Linked DNA regions of Homo sapiens: region 1 is linked to region 2. The links are chromatin loops, found by intact Hi-C in ENCODE. Cell type or tissue: ascending aorta. All regions are shown on one strand. Links, peaks and the distances in the headings refer to the core of each region. The heading gives the core; the rest is flanking DNA. Region 1 holds the start of YJU2B (YJU2 splicing factor homolog B). Region 2 holds the start of PRKACA (protein kinase cAMP-activated catalytic subunit alpha).

Evidence for each region. A loop is a pair of places that touch in the nucleus more often than their neighbours do. Peaks named below come from ENCODE experiments on the same cell type or tissue, not always from the same donor. Only the 100,000 strongest peaks of a DNase experiment are listed, where the experiment ranks them.
Region 1: a loop joins it to region 2, with 15 times the contacts of the local background. A loop is called at or near these places in 2 of 110 quality-filtered maps.

Annotation. Positions count from the first base shown.
Region 1 is chr19:13,741,461-13,752,038 of GRCh38, forward strand. It overlaps YJU2B (YJU2 splicing factor homolog B), which reads left to right and starts at 6,435. Exons shown (of 10, transcript NM_030818.4): 1 at 6,435-6,494; 2 at 10,148-10,351. The coding sequence starts at 10,349. RefSeq lists a silencer at 6,416-6,725. In ascending aorta, for the core only: no CTCF peak of the experiment used is centred there; a DNase peak (open chromatin) is centred at 6,341; H3K4me3 peaks cover 2,334 bases; H3K27ac peaks cover 2,520 bases.
Region 2 is chr19:14,112,896-14,123,473 of GRCh38, forward strand. PRKACA (protein kinase cAMP-activated catalytic subunit alpha) reads right to left here and starts at 4,867. Exons shown (of 10, transcript NM_002730.4): 1 at 4,607-4,867. The coding sequence starts at 4,652. ASF1B (anti-silencing function 1B histone chaperone) reads right to left here. Exons shown (of 4, transcript NM_018154.3): 3 at 8,637-8,813; 4 at 6,617-7,770. The coding sequence ends at 7,564. It overlaps LOC124904642 (a long non-coding RNA gene), which reads left to right and starts at 5,319. Exons shown (of 2, transcript XR_007067144.1): 1 at 5,319-6,296; 2 at 6,414-6,669. RefSeq lists an enhancer at 36-723 and silencers at 4,448-4,517, 4,928-5,487. In ascending aorta, for the core only: a CTCF peak has its summit at 2,085 (motif pointing left); DNase peaks (open chromatin) are centred at 2,094, 5,026 and 5,916; H3K4me3 peaks cover 4,136 bases; H3K27ac peaks cover 5,828 bases.

The sequences.
Region 1 (10,578 bases), core at 1,577-9,576, 370 kb before region 2:
TTTTTTAAGAGATGGGGTCTTTCTTTGATGCCCAGGCTGGAGTGGTGGGAGGATGACTTGAGCACAGGAGCCCAAGAGTAGCCTGGGCAACACAGGAAGACCTCGTTTCTACAAATTAAAAAAAAAAAAAAAAATTAGCTAGGCATGGTGCCTGTGGTCCCAACTACTCAAAAAGCTGAGGTGTGAGGACGGCTTGAACCTGGGAGTTCAAGGCTGCAGTGATTGCACCACTGCACTTCAGCCTGGGTGACAGTGGAGACCCTGTCTCAAACCAAACCAAACAAAACAAAACAAAACAAAAGAAGCTATTGGAGGGCCTTATAAGCTGCCTCAGAACCAAGGACTTCCTAACTTTCTCTTGTTTCTCCCCATCTCCCAAGCACAGGGAGGGGCTCTCTTTGGAAGTTCCCTTATTTGACTGATGAAAACTTCTTCCAAAAGAAATGCAGTTGTCTTAAGATGACTCCTCCCTAAGAATCTCATCAAATATCCAGGAAATATTAACCACTGGCAAAGAGAAAAGACTAAAAATTGGCATCATGTCCAAACAGACTTCATCTACTCCTCTCTGTGCAGCTTGGAGAGATTACATGGGAGACTTTATCTACATAATAAGACGGCCTTTGTTCACAATGAAGTTCTGCCCTCACCTTTCTGTCGCCTCCCCAAGAGCTCAGAGGAACTTTGTCCCAGGCCACTGTCTGTTCATTGGGCTTCATCAGTTCCCCTGAACATCATTCATTTCCCCTCAAAACTGCCTACATTCCCCATTTCTCTCTCCCCTAGGAAGACAGTATTTAACTCACAACCATCTGGTCCTTCTTTGAGTCCCACTTTTTTTTTTTTTTTTTTTTTTTTTTTTGAGACGGAGTCTCACTGTCGCCAGCGCTGGAGTGCAGTGGCGCAATCTCGGCTCACTGCAACCTCCGCCTCCCGGGTTCAAGCGATTCTCCTGCCTCAGCCTCCCAAGTAGCTGGCATTACAAGTCTCACATTTTATATGGCTCCCATGCTTACGCATAAATGTCTGTGCCCTTTCTTTTGTTAATCTGTCTATTGTCAGCTCATTTCAGTGAAACTTCAGAACGTGAAAGGGAAGTTTTCCCTTTGCCCTATGCCTTCCTTTCCCTGTATCAATTCCTTTGGCCCCACCAGAACTGGCCTGCATTTGGTATCTTTATAGAACAGCCTCTTTGTATCCCAGGCTGATGTTCAGGCTCCATCACTTGCCCTGTGCATTAAGTAGTAACAGTGAGACTCTACAAGCCAAGGCTTCTCATTCTCCCCTCTCTAGGAAGTCCTGCTCCCAAGATGACATTCTGTGCCTTTTCAGTCACTAACTCTTGGTTCAGGTACAAGACAAGGGCTCAAGCAAAATCCAGATGGACTGAGTGAGATTATTGGGGTGAAATGCAGTTCCCTCTCATTCCTGGGGATCAGCGAGCATGCCTCCCTACAGCACACCCCCCACCTGACTCATTCTGCCTCATCCAGGTCAGAGGTCCCTCCTTACAGGAGTTCTTACAGAAACCAACTGAGGTCTGCTTACCCAGCACAGTAAAACCAGATACCCACACTAAGGTCTTTGCAGTGATAGAAAGAAAGGTGTTTATTGCAGGGCACCATGCAAGGAGAATCAGGGCAGCTCATGCTTAAGACCTGAAATCACCAATGGCTTGCAGGTGGGGGTTTTTTAAGGCAGGTGTAAATTTCAGTAAACCAGAAGCTACAAGCAAAATCATAAATCAATGCATGGAGATTACACATTGGTTTCCACTTAAAAAGGCAGGATATCTTAAAGTGGGGGCTTACAGGTCGTAGATAGATTTAAACATCTAGGCAGGGCACGGTGGCTCACGCCTGTAATCCTAATACTTTGGGAGGCCAAGATGGGAGGATTACCTGAGGTCAGGAGTTCGAGACCAGCCTCGCCAACATGACGAAGCCCTGTCTCTACTAAAAATACAAACATTAGCCGGATGTGGTGGCACATGCCTGTGATCCTTGCTACTCGGGAGGCTGAGGCAGGAGAATCGCTTGAACCTGGGAAGTTGAGGTTGCAGTGAGCCGAGATCATGCCACTGTACTCCAGCCTGGGCGACAGCAAGACTCAGTCTCAGGAAAAAAAAAAGAAAAAGAAAAAAATAGAAAGCCTGGGCGCAGTGGCTCACGCCTGTAATCCCAACACTTTGGGAGGCCAAGATGGGAGGATTACCTGAGGTCAGGAGTTCGAGACCAGCCTGGCCAACATGACGAAGCCCTGTCTCTACTAAAAATACAAAAATTAGCCGGATGCGGTGGCACATGCCTGTGATCCTCGCTACTCGGGAGGCTGAGGCAGGAGAATCGCTTGAACCTGGGAGGTTGAGGTTGCAGTGAGCCGAGACCACGCCACTGCACTCCAGCCTGGGCAAGACTCAGTCTCAGGAAAAAAAAGAAAAAGAAAAAAATAGGCTGGGCGCAGTGGCTCACGCCTGTAATCCCAACACTTTGGGAGGCCGAGGCGGGTGGATCACGAAGTCAGGAGTTCAAGCCAGCCTGGCCAGCATAGTGAAACCTCGTCTCTACTATAGATACAAAAATTAGCTGGGCATGGTGGCAGGTGCCTGTAATCCCAGCTACTTGGGAAGCTGAGGCAGGAGAATCACTTGAACCCGAGAGGTGAAGGTTGCAGTGAGCCGAGATCACGCCACAGGACTCCAGCTTGGGCAACAGAGACTTAGTCTCAAAAAAAAAAAGAAAAGAAAAAGATTTAAACATCTTCTGATTTGCAATGGATTAAGGAAGAGAAGCTTTGTTTAAAAATTTTGAGTCAGTAGAAACATGTCAACTGGTTAGGGGAAGTAACTTTCTCCAAGCCCCTCAGGAGGAAACTTGGAACAAAAGGGACATAAAGTTTAGTCTTCACTTCCCCCTTATCTGGGGTTTCCAAGACTCTGAAAGACAATTCAGGGACATATGTTAAGATGTTATCTTTAATTTCTATAGGGAAACCAAACATCTCTGGGACTCTAACTTCCTTAGCTTTTGTTTTGGATCATTATGTCTTTTTTGTTTAACAAGTTACTTATTTACTTCTCAAGGCTAGCTAGGGGCCTGGAATTTCCCTTGAAGGAACTCAGAAATTTCCTTTGTTTCCATGCTTGGGGTCTCGTAAAAAAGGGGATCCCTGCTCTGTCTCAGGGTCTTACTGACCCTCACTCCAGCCCATTCTCAAACACCCTACCCTCTTTAAAAATTTCTCTGGGGTTAGGCCGGGCGCAGTGGCTCACGCCTGTAATCCCAGCACTTTGGGAGGCCGAGACGGGCGGATCACGAGGTCAGGAGATGGAGACCATCTTGGCTAACATGGTGAAACCCCGTTTCTACTAAAAATACAAAAAATTAGCCGGGTGTTGTGGCGGGCGCCTGTAGTCCCAGTTACTCGGGAGGCTGAGGCAGGAGAATGGCGTGAACCCGGGAGGCGGAGCCTGCAGTGAGCCGAGATCATGCCACTGCACTCCAGCCCAGGCAACAGAGCGAGACTCCGTCTCAAAAAAAAAAAAAAAGATTTTTCTGGGGTCTCATGGTCTTTTAAGTCAAATGCATACAACCCAAAACAGTATAGCTCAGAGGACAAGGGAACAAGGTTTAGCATGAGCAGTTGTAGGTCAGCTCCTCCACCCCTCACTAACTGTGCGACTTAACCTCTCTGGGCCTGTCTCACCATCTGTAAAACAGAAATGATGAAAAGTATCTACCTTCTAGGGGCATTCTATGAGATTATGCATGTGTGAGTGAGCACCAAGCATTGCTCAGTGGTGCCTAGTGGGTAGTGAGCACTCAGTATGCAGCACCATGACTATGTAAGAATTCATTTGTTAGTAGAGCCCGGCTTTAGAACAGAGATGGAACCTGGCACCGAATAATAAAGCATGGGGAGGCCGGGCGCAGTGGCTCATGCCTGTAATCCCAGCACTTTGGGAGGCCGAGGTGGGCAGATCACCTGAGGTCAGGAATTCAACACCAGCCTGGCCAACGTGGAGAAACCCCGTCTCTACTAAAAATACTAGCTGGGTGTGGTGGCGCATGCCTGTAATCCCAGGGCTGAGGCAGGAGAATCGCTTGATCCCGGAAGGAAGGTGGAGGTTGCGGTGAGCCAAGATTGTGCCTTTGCTCTCCAGCCTGAGCAACAAGAGCAAAACTCCATAGATAGATAGATAGATAGATAGATAGATAGATAGATAGATAGATATAGATATATAGATATCTATAGATCTATAGATATCTATATATATATATATAGATATATATATATATCAGGAGGAATAGTAGTAATATTGTCATCACTTCTCACCCTGTCTTTGATAAATTGCCAGTTGAAGTGTCTGCTTCATCACTGAGAAAAGAGTGTGTTCTTTCCTCTCTGAATCCCCAGGACCAGACATATAGCAGGTGTCCAATGAACAGCTCAGCTGTTGAATGAACAAATAGATTCTGTTAGGCCCTACAAGGCATAAAAGTAAATTCAGTCTGGGCACAGTGGCTCATGCCTGTAATCCCAGCACTTTGGGAGGCCAAGGCGGGCAGATCATCTGAGGTCAGGAGTTTGAGACCAGCCTGGCCAACATGGTGAAACCCCATCTCTACTAAAAATACAAATATTAGCCAGGCATGGTGGCGGGCACCTGTAGTCCCAGCTACCTGGGAGGCTGAAGCAGGAGACTCACTTGAACCTGGGAGGCAGAGGGTGTAGTGAGCTGAGACCACACCACTGCACTCCAGCCTGAGTGACAGTGAGACTCCGACTCAAAAAAAAAAAAGTAAATTCAAAAGCCATTCACCTGTGCAGAAGGCAGGGCCAGGCTAATCTGAAGGCTCTAAGAGAAGTATCCACCCACTTCTTCTGTAAAAGGCCAGATGGTAAATATTTTAGATTCTTTGGGCTCTCTCTTCCTCTGTGGCAACCACTGAATTCAACCCTGTTGCAGACATAGACAATAGATAAATGAATGGGCCCGGCTGTTTGTAGGTAGGTGAAAAATGGCTTCCCTTCACCTTTATAGGTTCTTTGGCTGGGCTACGAATTAAATTGACATGTAAACAGACAGGGCAAAAGCCATATTTAATTATGTACCTATGCAGGGGAGTCCCACAAAATACAAGACTCCAAAAAGGATCAGAGAGGCTGGGCCCAGTGGCTCATGCCTGTAATCCAGGCACTTTGGAAGGCCAAGGCAGGCAGATCACCTGAGGTTGGGACTTCCAGACCAGTCTGGCCAACATGGTGAAACCCCATCTCTACTAAAAATACAAAAAATAGCCGGGCGTGGTGGAAGGTGCCTGTAATCCCAGCTACTCGGGAGGCTGAGGCAAGAGAATCACTTGAACCTGGGAGGTGGAGAGCGCAGTGAGCTGAGATCACGCCATTGAACTCCAGCCTGGACCACAGAGCAAGACTCCCTCTCAAAAAAAAAAAAGTATCAAAGAAAAGAATAGGGGTTTGGGGCTTCTGGGAGGATGGTGGTAACACAAGTTATGGGAGGGTAAGGGGAGAAATTGTATGATGGAGAAAGTCTGTCTTGTTAAGCAAATAAAAAAGTCTTGCAGGTAATAAAAGTTGTCTCAGAGCAGCCCTCAGAAGGATACATGATTGGGAATGGTTTCACTCTTCCCTAGTTAATAAGATCGTAGGAAAGCATTCCTCTTTCTGTCTTTAGGCAGATAAGAGAAATTCAGAGAAAACCTCTCCTTCCCTGCATTTGCTGTTCCCCCAAGTGCCCTTATTTTGAAGCAATCAGCAGACAAAAGCGCATATCCCTGTGTTCCAATGAAATTTTATTTACGTACGCTGAAATTTGAATGTTTTATTTTCATAAGTCGTAAAATAGTTTTTCCCCCACCTAACTATTTAAAAATGCAAAAACAGAGCAGTGGTTCACGCCTGTAATCCCAGCACTTTGGGAGGCAGGAGGATTGCTTGGGCCCTGGAGTTCGAGACTAGCCGGGGCAACATAGTAAGACCTTGCCTGTGCAAATAATTTTTCTTGAGACGGAGTCTTGCTGTTGTTGCCCAGGCTGGAGTGCAGTGGCGCGATCTCGGCTCTTTGCAACCTCTGCCTCCCGGGTTCAAGCAATTCTTTTGCCTCAGCCTCCCAAGTAGCTGGGACTACAGGGGCCCGCCACCACACCCTCGCTGACCGGCTGCAGCGCGCAGGACAGCACGCCTGGGAGGGCGGTGCCAGGAGGCGGGCCTCGGATTGGGCCTCACGTAGTGGGCTGGACAGAGGATGGAGCCTCTTGGCGTAAGCGCGGTTGGGCGGGGCATTCCTGGATTGGCCCACTCCGGCGTCGCAGAACGCTTGGCGTATCGTCCTTCAGCCAATCAGCGTGGAGCTGCTGCCTCGCCCCGCCTCACGCCGGCGTCCTGGGGGCGCGGAGAGGGCGCCCAGGTTCACCGCGCTCTCAGCGCGCACTTCCGGGCACGGTCAGGGCGTGACGTCGGGAGGAGGGCAGGTAAGTGCCGGCGGGCGGAGGAGCGGGGAGGGCCGGGGGTCCGGCAGCCGCCTCACCCTGGCCTCGGAGCTGCCCGGCGCGCCCTTCCGCGTCGGGGGACGCGGAGCTGAGGACCCGATTTAGATGCCCGGAGCCGGCCCAGGTCCCAGCCAGGACCAAAGTCCCTGAGGCCCCAGCTGAGACCTCTGACCCAAGTGCCCGGGACCCGGTCCCATCCTAGCCCGGATCCATATTATGCCTGAAGGGTCCTGGGTTTTTGCATCGGGAAAATGGGACCAATAAGTCCCTATCTCACCAGATTTTATAAAAATGATTCTTGTAAAACCGTGAGCAGCAGAAATGACTAAACTGCCAAACGTTTAACTCGGCGTCAGGCGCTGCCCTGAATGCCTTAACCAGCCATTTTTACACATAAGGAAAATGAGGCTTAGAGAGAGAAAACAATTTGCCCCAAGTCAAGCAGATAGGAAGCAGCAGGGTGGAGCTCCGAGCCCAAGCCGTAAGCCCAGGACAAACAGGGTCGGTAATTACTTTTGCACCAAGGACCGGAGATATCTACACGCCCACCCGATAGCCCCGTCTGCCATTTACTGGGGTAACAAAACCATCTTAAGACACACACACACCCTCGAGCTCCTGTAAACGGAGTATTTGCTCTTTGCAGGCTCTTCCCGTGGGTTAGTTGATTCACAGCATCCCCAGAAAGTCAGTCTTGTCGTCGTCATTCGCCCTTTACCGGTGACGAAATACAAGCCCAGGGAAGCGCAGTCACTGACCAAGGTCACCCAGCTGATGAGGAGTGGAGCTGGGATTCAAGCCCAGGGAGCCGTGTCCCCTAACGCCTCAAGGGGCACTTAGCTATTTTGTTGGCAAAAGTATTTTTAGGTTGGAAGGGACCTTGGAATAATCCAATCTAAAGGACACACTTTATAGTTGGAGGATACAAGACTAAGGTGAGGGTAGAACAGTTTATATCCGGGACTTTGCACCACTGCCTCACCACCTCACTACACCACTCCCACTCCATCAGAAGCTCTTCCATCAGCTTCTTTCTTTCTTTTTGTTGGAGACAGAATCTCACTCTTGTCACCTTGGATGGAGTGCAGTGGCGTGATCTCGGTTCACTGCAACCTCCGCCTCCCAGATTCAAGCGATTCTCCTGCCTCAGCCTCTCCAGTAGCTGGGATTACAGGCGTACGCCACCAGGCCTGGCCAATTTTTGTATTTTTAGTAGAGACAGGGTTTCACCATGTTGGCCAGGCCGGTCTTGAACTCCTGACCTCAAGTGATCCACCTGCCTCAGCCTCCCAAAGTGCTGGGATTACAGGCGTGAGCCACCGAGTCCGGCCCCCAAGAATGGTTTTAAATTTTCTAGTAGTTGGGGAAAAATCAAAAGAATAATACTTTGTGACATGACGATTATGTGAAATTCAAATTTCTGTGTCCATCAATAAAATTTATATTGGCATGCAGCTACGCCCGTTCATTTATATATTGTTTGGGACTGATTTCTAGCTATGAAAGCAGAGTTGAGTTGTTGGGGCAGAGATAATCTGGCCTAAAAAGCTAGAAATACTTATTTTCTGGCCCTTGACAGAGAAACTTTGCCAATCTCTGTTCTAGAATACCCTTCACTGCTTCACAGAGTCTCTCTTTAGTGTAAACTAGAACTTCTTTCTTTTTTTTTTTTTTTTTTGAGATGGAGTCTCGCTCTATCGCCCAGGCTGGAGTGTGGTGGCGCAATCTTTGCTCACTGCAAGCTCCGCCTCCCGGGTTCACGCCATTCTCCTGCCTCAGCCTCCCGAGTAGCTGGGACTACAGGCACCCGCCACCACGCCCAGCTAATTTTTTGTATTTTTTAGTAGAGACGGGGTTTCACTGTGTTTGCCAGGATGGTCTCGATCTCCTGACCTCATGATCCACCCGCCTCGGCCTCCCAAAGTGCTGGGATTACAGGCGTGAAGAACTTCCTTCTATATGACCTAAAAGCCTCCCTTCCAAACATGAGAGGGGGTCTCACCACCCCTAGTTTGAGGAGCCCCTGCATTTCCCACCTGTGTCACCTGCACTGACTGTGACCCTTATGGAGCCTCATTCAGTTATCTCAGTTGTTTACCCAGTTGACATTTATCTGGGCCTGGCACTGTCCTAGGTGTTAGGGATATGGCACAGTGTGACCTGCCGGGGGAGACATAAACCGACACAGGGTGATATGATCAGAATTCCAGGAAACAAGTGACTATGGATTGGATGGTTAGATGAGTTCATTGGTTTTTTTTGTTTGTTTGTTTGAGACGGAGTCTCACTTTGTAGCCTAGGCTGGGGTGCAGTGGCGCCATCTTGGCTTACTGCAACCTCCGCCTCCCGGTTTGAGCCATTCTCCTGCCTCAGTTTCCCGAGTAGCTGGGATTACAGGCATGCACCATCACACTCGGCTAATTTTTGTATTTTTAGTAGAGATGGGGTTTCACCATGTTGGCCAGGCTGGTCTTGAACTCCTGACCTCAGGGGATCCACCTGCTTCAGCCTCCCAAACTGCTGGGATTACAGGTGTGAGCCACCGCACCTGGCCGGATGAGGTCTTTGATGGATATGATATGTAGGTCAAGACCTGTGACAGGGGGCTGGGTGCAGTGGCTTGTGCCTGTGATCCCAGCACTTTGGGAGGCCCTAGGTGTGTGGATCACCTCAGGCCAGGAGTTCCAGACTGGCCTGGTCAACACAGTGAAACCCTGTCTCTACTAAAAATACAAAAAAATTAGCCAGGCTTGGTGGCGGGTACCTGTAATCCCAGCTACTCAGGAGACTGAGGCATGACATCACTTAAACCCAGGAGGCAGAGATAGTGAGCCAAGATCATGCCACCCCACTCCAGCCTGGGTGATAGAGTGAGACTCCGTCTCAAAAAAAAAAAAAAAAAAAAAAAGCCTGTAACAAAGAGCTTGCAAACCTGAGGAACAGCAGGTGCAGGCCAGCTGCACTTGGCCTTTGAAGACAGCCAGGAAGCCAGTGTGGCTGGAACAGAGTGAACGAGAGATAGAGGGGTAAGAGTTAGGCTTGGAGAGGCAGGCAGGGGCCCCACAGGCCGTGGGAAGGGGTTTGACTTGATTCTAAAAACCATATGAATCATGGGAGGGGTTTAAGCAGGAGAGTGACACGTTTGTTCATATTAAAAGATCCCAGCTGGGCATGGTGGCTCACACCTGTAATGCCAGCACTTTGGGAGGTTGGGGCGGGTGGATCATGAGGTAAAGAGATCAAGACCATCCTGGGCAACATGGTGAAACCCTGTCTCTATTAAAAATACAAAATTAGCTGGGTGTGGTGGCGCACGCTTGTAGTCCCAGCTACTCGGGAGACTGAGGCAGGAGAATCACTTGAACCCAGGAGGTGGAGGTTGCAGTGAGCAGAGATCGCGCCACTGCACTCCAGCCTGGTGACAGAGCGAGACTCCATCTCAAAAAACAAAAAGATCCCCTGGGCAGCTGTGGGGTGAGCAAGTGTCAAGGGCAGAGTCGGGAGAGAGAAGACCGTGCTGGCCCACGTGAGTGATGATGGGTGCTGGACCCGGTGGGGGCCACAGAGGGATGAAAGTGTCAGATGTGATGCGTATATTGGCTGTAGAGTGGACGGGACTCTCTCTTTCTAAACAGACACGCCGCTTTTTGGATGCCTCCTATGCCTGGCGGGAGTCTTGTCTGAGCTGGCACCACCACACGGCCCACGACATCTTCGCAGGGAAGCCTGTGGACCCTCTGCCAGGCTCCACAAGAGGTCAGGACAGTGCAGTGTGTTCACAAGGCCAGTTTCTGATCGTCCGCCCCGAGGCTGAGGACCAGTAGGCAGCTCCCAAGATGGTGAGTAGACAGCCTCGTGTGCCCTGGGTTTCTCTCCCAGTCTTTGTAGGACCCTGGAAGCAGCCCCTCCTCCCCTCCCAGAGCTCTAAGATGATGATTTCAATCTCCGGGTCATCATCTTTTGGTGCAGTGGGTCTGAAATGTGGCTTTGCGCTAACATCACCCATGGGCACTTTTTAAATGTTTTTTTGTTTCATTTTCTTTTGTTTTTGAGACAGTCTCACTTT
Region 2 (10,578 bases), core at 1,644-9,643:
TCCTTAGGGGCTAAAGAGGCCCCAGAGCTCCCTTAATTCGCTGAAAGAACAGCTGGAGAGAAAGGCTTGGGGCGGGGGGCGACAAGAGCCACCCTGCCTCCTCCCCTGAACTCCCTTTCAATGTGGAACCCCCAAATCCTGCTATCCTGAGAGAGAAAATGGGTATATCTGACTCTTTTGTTTTGCTCCTATGCGGGGGTGGAGAGGGGAAAGGCATCCCGGGATGTCCTTGGCCTCTCTCAAACCTTGCCCTGTGCTTGGCTCTACTCTCGGCCATGAAAGTCCAAACCGGAAACGAGCGGCTAAACCCAGGGGTGGGGGAGGGGGAGGCAGCCTTGACCATCTTCCTCCTTCTTTCCAGATCCCAAAAGAAGCAGAGGGTCAGTGGCAGCCTCTTTGAGTGTGCCCGGCATCCAGGACCCCTGCTAGCAACAGGAAGTGGCAGAGGATGGTAACCCAGCCAGCTGCTGGCCTGTACAGCCTGCCGCCCTGCCCACATCTCCCACACGGGGGGTGCCAGCTCTCACTCTGGTCCAGATTCCATTTGGGTTCATAGGGAAAACTCCTTGACACCCCTTGAAAAGCCAGGACCACAGCAGAAAGCAGAAATCTAGAAACTCGCCCTGGGAATGGGGAATTGCAACAGCAGAATATCAATTTGGGCAAGGGGCTTGGGGTCTCTCTCGGAAGGAGCCCAGCCACAGAACCCCCTTCCTCCGGACAACAATCTCAGACCTTCTGCCCTTTTGAAATCTGGCTGTCCTGGGAATTCTGGGGCAGGAATGCCCAGCCTGGGCTGGGCCCCCTACTCGAGGCTGGCTGATTCCTCCAGTGGAGCCTGGATTCCCTGCTCTGGGCTTACCTAAATGACACAACTCTGAGCTGGACCCCAACACTGGCTGGAACGACCCCCATTCTGAGCTGGACCCCAACACTGGGATGGCTCATCCTACAGTCTGAGCTGAACCCCAACACTGGGATGGACCACTCCACCACCCCTCTCTGAGCTGGCCCCCTGCCGGGTGGACCATCCTCCCTTGTCTGAACTGGGCCACCGATCCCCTCTCTCTTCCCCAGGCCGCACAGCCCGGGGCTGTACAGGAGGCGTTTCCAGGGCCAGCCAGGGGTTCACATCCTTCTTCTCTTCGCCTGTGCCCCAGACCCCGCTGCAGCCCCTCCCTGACTTAAGGGGCAGAGTGTGCCTAGGAAGTTGCTATAGTAACAGGACTCAGCCTCACCATCGCTGGAGTTGGAAGCCATCACTCAGTCCTGTTCTCAGGGCACCGGCACTACGGTGGCTGGGAAGGCTCATGAGACCTGCCGTGTCTGTTCGGCTGTCTGTCCCCAGAACCCTGCCTGCAGGGGGAGCTAGGGAGCCGTGGGGTGGGAGCAGGAAGAGAAACCCAACCCAGAGGCCACTGGGTGTGGAGGAGGGACAGATAGGGCCCTCCGAGTTTCTGTAGACGCGGTTGCGCTAAGGGGAGAGCTGCCTTGATAAGACCTCTTGGGCACCCATACAACTGCCAAGGCACAGAAGGTGTTTGGCCGTCTTAGGCATCCATAGGATGTTACACGGCACTAGTTCTTCCCATCTAGGGTCTTCTTGGGGGGTGCTTTTCTCTCTTTGCCAGGATCTGCTTGTGTCCTGGGGATCGGGGGCTCCCTTTTACTAGCTCTGCCCCTTCCCCTGTGGGCCAGCTCCCAGGGGTATCTTCAGCCAGTGCCAGCCACGACCTGAGCCCCACTTGGCTGTCTGACCTGGGCGCCTGCCCCCTGGGGCCGCTGCTCCCTCTCCATTCTTCCAACTTGGCCAGAGCCTGGGCCTTAGTCTTTTTTCTTGGCCCTCTCAGCTCTCCCAATGGCTTTGCCATCTTTGGGTGTAGATTCCCCCAACTCCACTCCAGGGTTCATTCTGGATCCCTGGCCTCTTGGGAGGAGGCGGACTCTGTCCTGCCCTGGCACAGAGATGGTACCACAGGGGACTGCAGGATGCTTAACTGGTGCCTCCCAAGGCCTGGGCATTTTCCTGACCCCAGTCGGGCCGGCGTCTGGCAGATGAAATCCAGGTGCCCCCTGCAGGCTGGCCTGGCTACTGCCCCTGCCCCTGCCCCACCCTTCTAAGAGGGCAAATTTTGTCTAACTCCATCCTCTCAGAATCAGAGCGCCTCAAAGCAAAGAGGGACTTCCTTCCTCATCTTATTTCCTTCTCTGGGAGCCTCTGGGAGGAAGTACAGCTTCGGGCGTTTCTCAACGTGTGACATAGTCCCATTGGCAGAACATGACATGATTTTCGGGATGTTTCATTTATCTAGTTACACTGTATTTAATGCGTATCAGAGAAAATATAACTGGCATGGCAATCCCATGATTTCATTTATATTATTGTTTAGAATGAGCTCCAAGTTTACATCTGAACACAAGTGAGTAAAACTTTTATTATTTTAAATTAAGAAAATATGATAGAGTAAAAATCTGGGAGGCTGCTGAAAAATGTCAAAGTCGGGGAATTCTGGGGTCCAAGAAGTTTGCTGGTAGATGGATCTGGATGTGAATCCTGCCTCTGTGACATCATCTATGTCATGGATGTCATTTCTACCAGAGGGCTCCTTTGGAAAATTTGGATAACAGCCCGTTATGAAAGTCACCAGAGTAGGTATCTCTATCCGCCTGGCCATTTAGCCTGTGGCACAGCCTAGATGCCCAATAAATAGTAGCTCTATTTTACCATGATCATTCATTCCTGGGTGTCTGACCTGTGCTCTGAGAGAATCAGTGGTTCCTTCCAGAGCCTCTGATCTTTTTCTTGGGATCCTTTTTCTTGTGTGGCTTTCCACCCCCCACCACATGTGTCTGATAGCCTTGAAGGTTTTCCAGGACTGTCATCTCCCCAACTTTCAACTGAGCTACCGCAATATATAGCTGCCTGCCTCTACCTTCCACCTCCCAGCTGGCCTCACCTGCTGGGGGCCTGACTCCTCCCCCCCCGGCCAAGTCCCCTCCAAGCTCATGCCCAGACCTTTTTTGGACACTACCCACCTGCTCCTCTGTCATCAGGCACTCAGCTACAGGCATTTCCCTCCCCAGCCCCCACCCATTGGTGACATGTCAGGCCTCTTCATGATCGCTCTGTGACTCTGAGTTCTGCTATTTGAATCCGTATGGGAATAAAGTTCCCTGGCTTTCATACCTTTCTGGGAGGGGGCATTCAGGAAACTCAGATGCTGGGGTTTGAGACCAAAAACTGGCCTTCCTTTTCGACCAATAGTTCCGACTATTTCTGGGTAAGTGGACAGGGGATCCCAGCTGCCTTCCAGCTTTCAGACTGGAGTGACAACAATTTAAGAGCTGTAAAAATTGGGAATGGGGTTCAAGACCATTTCTGATGGTATTTCCAGATAGAGAATCTCTTTCTCTGGCTGGCTGGAAAAGACCAACCTAATGTGTGGGCAAGTGGGTGAAACAGGTCTCTCTCTGGCTGAGCCCTGGGAATGATCAGAATCACTAGACGTCAAAGCAAATCACTAGACGTCACCCATTACTCTCTTTGACTGCCTCCTCCTCCCCAGTGCTCTTTCTGACCATCTCAGTTAGAACCGAATGAACCTCGCTAAACCCAGACACTTTTCATCCCAAGCCAGGAGTGGTGGAAGAAGCCCCAGGGACTGGGTGAATGACGGAGCCTCAGTTGTGAAACGACCATTTATTGAGGGGCCCTCCATGGAGCCTAGAGCTCACTGCAAGACAGGAAATGAGAGGGGGCTCTGCCACCACCCCCTTACCCCAACGCAGGAAAGAGGATGCAATGAATCCCAACAAGACCAGCTCAAACTTGGCTTTGGAAGCACTGAAGCAATTCTCTACGTTCATAAACAGTCTGCTACCCCAGCCAGGGACAGACGCTTGCTTGGAGGACGGAGCACAAGCAGAGCAGCAGAATGACAGAGTGACAGGATGAGAGAGGCAGAGGGACCCAGAAAGATCCTGTCCCCCATGCCAAGTGACACAGAAGAAAAAAATAATGCTGGAGGTGGCTCTGGGAAATGTTCAGGGGGCAGGATGGGTTTGGAAGGGGGGGCTGTGCTAAGGTGAAGAGGGAAAGGGCAGGAGAAAGATGGCGGGGGCTGGAGGGGGGAGGGGTGTGGTCAGCAAGTGGCCAAGGTCCCTGCGCGGTGGAGGCAGACAGACCTCATCGCATTCCCAAACTGGTAGAAACCTGGGTCGGGGTCAGGCAGAGGATCCCATAGGTGAGAGAGGTGAGTGAGGAAGTGGGGGGATTAGAATCTGGGAAGAGGGGCCAGGAAAGGAGGGGGTAGGCTGGTGACAGGGGCCCATGTGGGGCCCCAGCGGTCATACGTGCCATGGTTGGCAGTGACAGCTGGGGGGGAGCACGGTCTTTGCAGCATGGGGCGGCCCTAGGGGAAGGGGACCCCTACAGGGGGTACTCTGCGGGCCCGCGGGCCCCAGCCTTGGACAGGCCGGGGCAAGGGGCGCTGGGGGGTAGGCAGAGAGGATGAGGGGCCCCGTAGGGGGAGGGGCCAGGCGATGATGGACAAGGCCAGGGCTGGCAGCGCAGGGCCAAGATCGGGGTCACAGCCCGGGCACTCACCGCTCTCCTGCTCGCTGCCCTTCTTGGCGGCGGCGGCGTTGCCCATCGCGGCGGCGGCGGCCGGGGCCGGTCCCGGAGCTGCGGCGCGGCGGGTGCTGGCTGCGGCCGGCGGCCCCGGAGCGCGCTGGGCGGCGGCGGCGGCGGCCCTCGGGCTGGCTGCGCTAGCTGCGGCGCCGCGACCCCCGCCCAGCCCCTGCTTCCCGCGTCTCTCCGCGCCCGCCCGCCCGGGAACCTCAGCCCAAGATCTCTGCCGCTGTCTGTGACGCCCCCGCAGCCCGCCGCTCATTGGCCTAGGCCGCCCTGACTGACGGCTCAGCGCCGCCTCCCATTGGCCCTCCCGCGACCTTCCCGCGCCACTATAGGCTCTCAGCCTCGGGACACGCACCGCGGACTCTCGGCCATTCACTCGCTCGCGAGGCCGCAGCTGGGCGGGCAGACGCGTCCGATTGGCCGAGACGCTGGACTGGGCCCGGGGTCCGCCCTGCGAGGCCGCCGATTGGCGGAGGTGCCGGGTCCGCCAAGCCCCCCAGCAGAACGCTCAGTGTCAATCCGGGGGTGAGAGGGCGGGGCGGAGACGCAGTCTGCGGGCCCGGGCCGGCGGGGCGGGGCGGCGGAGGCTGGCTGGCGGCCGCGCAGCGCTCCGAGGCTCAGGAGGCGGCCCCGGCGGGCGCCCGGCCGGCCCCGCGCGCGCCGCAGTCCCCCGCCCCCGCTCAGTGCGGCAGCGGCTGTCGGCCAGCCGGAGTTGGCGCCGCGGCCTGCCCGGCGCAGCCGCTGTCCACCTGCCAGCGGGGGAGGGGCGCGGCCGGCGCGCGGGTCAGAGGTCGCCCGGCCGCCGCCGGCGTCATTCATAAGGCCTGGCGCTGGGCGGCCGAGGCCAGGCCTGCTTGGGGGCCAGGCCGCGGGGCCTCCTGGGTTTTCCCAGCCGCACTCAGGAGGATGCCGGGCCCGGCGCAAGGGGTGGCTGGGAAGGGGCGCTCAGTGTCCACCCCTTTGCTGGGCCCTAGCCCTGGGCTCCTGCCAGTAGTAAGAGCTGGCACCCACTTAACGCTCCTTCGCACCACACTCCCATCGCGTAGGTGCTACCATCATCACTCCCATTGCACAGATGAGGAATCTGGGGTACAGCCAGGCAGATTCCCTGCTCCTGTTCCCCGTCTGTATTTCCTGTCTGGGCAATGCGAAGGGAACCTGCCCCTTCCTTCAGGATCCTCTTTCAGTACACACTTAGCAGAGGACAGTCGGGGTTTCCCAACTGCGACACTACTGACGGTGAGGCTGGATCATTTTCTGCTGGGGGGTGTCTTGTGCACCACTGGGTGTTGAGCAACATCCCCCGCCTCTACCCACTGGATGCCAGTAGCCCCTCCTCTATCTTCCTGCTGGCTGTGGCAACCGCTGTCTCCTGACATTGGTGAATGTGCTCTTGCGGGGCCGAACTGCTCCTGATTGAGAAGCACTTAAGAGAGGGTCAGGGGAGGGGAGAAGCCAGGTCACCCCGACTCGGAAGGGCTAGCTGGGCTTAACTACAAGCCGATCTGCTGCTTCGACTTGAATAGCCTCCACCTTCTCCAGCTGCTGTCTGCCCCCATGTTCCCAGATCAACCACAGTTCCAGGGAGGGAGAGTCAGAGCCTTTCTGTGAACTATGGGGAAATGGCTGACCACTCCGCCTCTGGATGGATAGATACATGGTAAGGTTTAGTAAAATTTAATAAAAGCATTGCTGTTTGTGTGTTGGGATCACGATGTTAATTTCCTGTGGGTCAAGGGCAAAGTCTGAAAAATCACTCATTATAATCTATCTGCAGGACAGCTGGTTTAAGTTTTGACAAAGAAAAACCCCTCCTGGAACCTCAGTCTGGAATACAACTGTAGAACCAATTAAGACTGGAGTAGGAAGCTGGAAAGAAGACGTGGGACAGCCAACCCACTGGACAGGGCAAGAGGCCACTTCTGGGGGAGAGTGGACAAAGTTGCTTCAGTCCACCAGAGACAAAAGCACAAACAATCATTCTAAATGAAGTGCTTTTAATTTTCAGACCAAACATTTTTAATATAAAAACATTTTGATAATATACAAACAGCAATCACAACAGCATCCACATGGCAGCAAGGGGACCAGGGCACAGAGAGGGGGAGCGGGCTGGGGAGGGACAGTTTTCAGGGTCCCAGTTGCTTCCCTGGCTTGAAATCACCCTGGTCCTAGCAGAGGACAGGTTAAGGCTGCCAGAGGCAGAGGGTCCCTGACCCTGGCCCGGAGACAGACTGCCCAGGCAGGCCCTCTGATACCATCTTCCAACCATGGCAGCCTCCAGGAAAAGCCAGATCCATTTAGGAGATAACAGGAAGGTGGCTGTGATTGACAGGAAAGGCAACATGGTTCCTCAGCATCCTGCTGATCACACCTCTGGGAGGGGCTGCTGGATTGAAGAGGACCTAAGAATCTTCCTGGGAGCAGGACAGAAATGGGATCTAAGTCTACCTACTAACTAACATTCCCGCCTGTGACACCAGAAAGCTGGAGTGGGTCTGCTCAGATGTACAGGAAGAGAAAGGAATGACAAAGCCTTTGGCTCAGCAGGACTGGAGCCTTGACAGGCACTGACCAAGAAAGCCTCTAGGTGGGCCAGGGAGGTCTGTGGGAAAGCTTTGGATCAATGGTACTCAAGGGTGCACAGTGGCACAGTGGCCTTAGTTAGAATTTATGAAGACGAAAAGAACACAAGTCAGAATTTAGAACTGAAGTACCTGCTTCTTATAGGCCTGTAGAGGAAAAGCGAGATCATCCTTCTGGCCAGGACTAGGGGAGACCCAAGGCCTGTTCTTTCCTAGGGGCTGAGTTTGACAGACCTGGATTGCAGCTGATGGCCCCCAAAGTCCTCTAGATGGGCCCTGCAGGACTCGCTGGGAGGCCTGGTTGCCCCTCCCGGCGTGCTGGGACACTCTGGGTTCCTGCAGTTAGATGCAGTCCATGGAGTTCTCAGGGAGGAGGCCAGGGATGCAGCCAGGGAGCCCCAAGCCCTTGATAGGAGTGCAGTTGAGTGGGAGGCCGCAGCCCAGGGAGGGGTCCTGGGTCTCTATGGCCTCCAGCCTGTCCATGTTGTTGTCCCAGTTGATATGGAAGCGGGTCACCCGGGGGTTCGAGGCCAAGATGTTCCGCTGGAGCTGGGGCAGGAAGAGGAACGTCAACCCTTGTAGGTACGCCCTCTCCTTGGTCCCATAGAGCCAGGACACCCCCAATCACCCATCTCAAGCCCAGCAAGAGCAACCTACATATGGAACTCCAGAAAACACCTGTGGCCAGGACCTTATTTATTTATTTATTTATTTATTTTTTGAGACGGAGTTTTGCTTTTGTTGCCCAGGCTGGAGTGCAATGCTGTGATCTCGTCTCACTGCAACCTCTGCCTTCCGGGTTCAAGCGATTCTCTTGCCTCAGCCTCCTGTGTAGCTGGGACTACAGGTGCAAGGCACCATACCTGGCTCATTTTCGTATTTTTAGTAGAGACGGGCTTTCACCATGTTGGCCAGGCTGGTCTCAAACTCCTGACCTCAGGTGATCCTACAGCCTCGGCCTCCCAAAGTGCTGGGATTACAACGCGTGAGCCACTGTGCCTGGCCCAGGACTTTTTTTTTTTAAGGGACAGTCTCACTCTGTTGGTCAGGCTGGAATGCAGTGGCACGATCTGAGCTCACTGCAGCCTCAAACTCCTGGGCTCAAGCGATCCTCCCACCTCAGCCTCCAGAGTAGAGCACACCACCCATGTCTGGCTCATTTTTTTTTTTTTTTTTTTTTGCGGGGGTTAGGGACAGGGTCTCACTATGTTGCCCAGGCTGGCCTAATCTTAATTCTCTAAGACATGCCTTTGAGAGACAAAGGTCTTTTTCTCCTCTTCTAACACAGTACTGTAAGAACTGAATATTACTTGAAAACCTTAAGAAGTGACCTTGACTCTCAATTTGAATGGCTGAACTCCCCCCAAGTATAAAGAACGGCCTTGTGGGAAGCAGGAAGTGGAAACAGGCCCCACCTGGGAGAAATCTGGCTTCATGGGCGGGTTCTCACGCAGCTCAGGGTTGAGGTACTCGTTGTTGACGTAGTAGCCCACTCGGATGAACTCCTGTCCATGGTAGGTGCAGGTGATGAGGACCACAGTCACACCCACGGCATCAGTCTCTGGGATGAGGGATGGGTTGGGGGCGTCGGCCTAGGGGAGACACATCCTAGGCCTTAGCAGTGCCACAGCCATGCCTCGATGTCATTAGTACAAAGATTCCCAAGCATCATGTATTTACTGAGCAAAAAGTATGCTCTCTGCCCTCAGTTTTCTTTTTTTTACTTCTGCCTCTCGGGTTCAAACAATTCTGCCTCAGCATCCCAGGCAGCTGGGACTACAGGCACACACCACCACACCCGGCTAACTTTTTTTTTTTTTTGGTATTTTTTTTTAATGGAGTTTTGCTCTGTTGCCCAGGCTGAAGTGCAATGGTGCGATCTCGGCTCACTGCAACCTCCGCCTCACGGGTTCAAGCGATTCTCCTGCCTCAGCCTCCCGAGTAGCTGGGATTACAGGTGCCCACCACCATGCCCGGCTAATTTTTGTATTTTTAGTAGAGATGGGGTTTCGCCATGTTGGCCAGGCTGGTCTCGAACTCCTGACCTCAGGTGATCCACCCGTCTTGGACTCCTAAAGTGTTGGGATTACAGGTGTGAGCCACTGCGCCCAGCCTTTTTTTTGTATTTTTAGTACAGACGGGATTTCACCATGTTGGCCAGGCTGGTCTTAAACTCCTGACTTCAGGTGATCTGCCCACCTCGGCCTCCCAAAGTGTTGGGATTACAGGTGTGAGCCATTGCGCCTGGACTTTTTTTTTTTTTACACAGGGTCTGGCCTCCCTCTGTTACCCAGGCTGGAGTGCAATGGCGCCATCATGGCTCACTGCATCCTTGAACTCCTGGGCTCAAGCAATCCTCCTGCTTCAGCCTCCCAAATAGCTGGGACAACGGTGTGTGCCAACATGTCTAGCCAATTATTTTTTGTAGAGACAGGGTTTCTCCATGTTGCCCAGGCTGGTCTCAAACTCCTGGGCTCAAGCGATCCTCTCACCTCAGCCTCCCAAAGGGCTGGGATTACAGGTGTGAGTCACTGTGCCCAGCCAGGAGTTGTCAACTGATGGAAACACAGAATCAATCCCACAAATGACTACAAAACGTTGACTGTGGCAGGGAGAGGTGCGTGGTACTCTGGAGGAGTGTGGTGAGCCGGGGGACAGTGGCATGAAGCTGAACAGGTGAGGCAGGTGGTATCAGGCCACCCGGGGGCCAGCTAAGGGATTGGGAAAGGGCAAGAGAGTAAGCAGGAGGTTAAGTGCCACATCACTCTTGTGATCTGAAAAGAAGCCTCTGGCAAAGTGTGGAGCCGTGACAGGAGACTGTAGTGGAGCAGAAGGCTTACACCAGTCATCCTGGAGAGGCAGTGGACTTGGCTTAGACCAGGCAGTAAAGAACAGATTCAGGGTGTACTACTGCAAACAAGACCAGCCACGTAATTGGTGCAAAATAAAACCAATGCAAAATGAAAACACCACGCCCCTCCAGAAAAGCTATTAGGTTTCAGACGGTGACAGCAGAGTATCGCACCAAGTGTGGGGTCCTGTGCAGCTGCCTGGGTTGCACACCCAGGAGGCCAGTCCTGACTGTTGAGTAGATAGGGCCTGTCAGTGGATTTAGTAGTGGTGGCTGAAGGGGTTAGATAGGATGTGGTAGCTTGGATTAGGGCGGTAACAGCAGTGATGGAGGTAAGGGAGTGTATCCGAGCAGAGGATCCTGAAAAATCACCTGGAGAACTCAGAATCTCCATTTGTTTTTTCTTTCTTCTTTTTTTTTTTTTTTTTTTTTGAGATGGAGTCTCACTGTCACCCAGGCTGGAGTGCAGTGGCGTGATCTCGGCTCACTGCAAGCTCCGCCTCCCA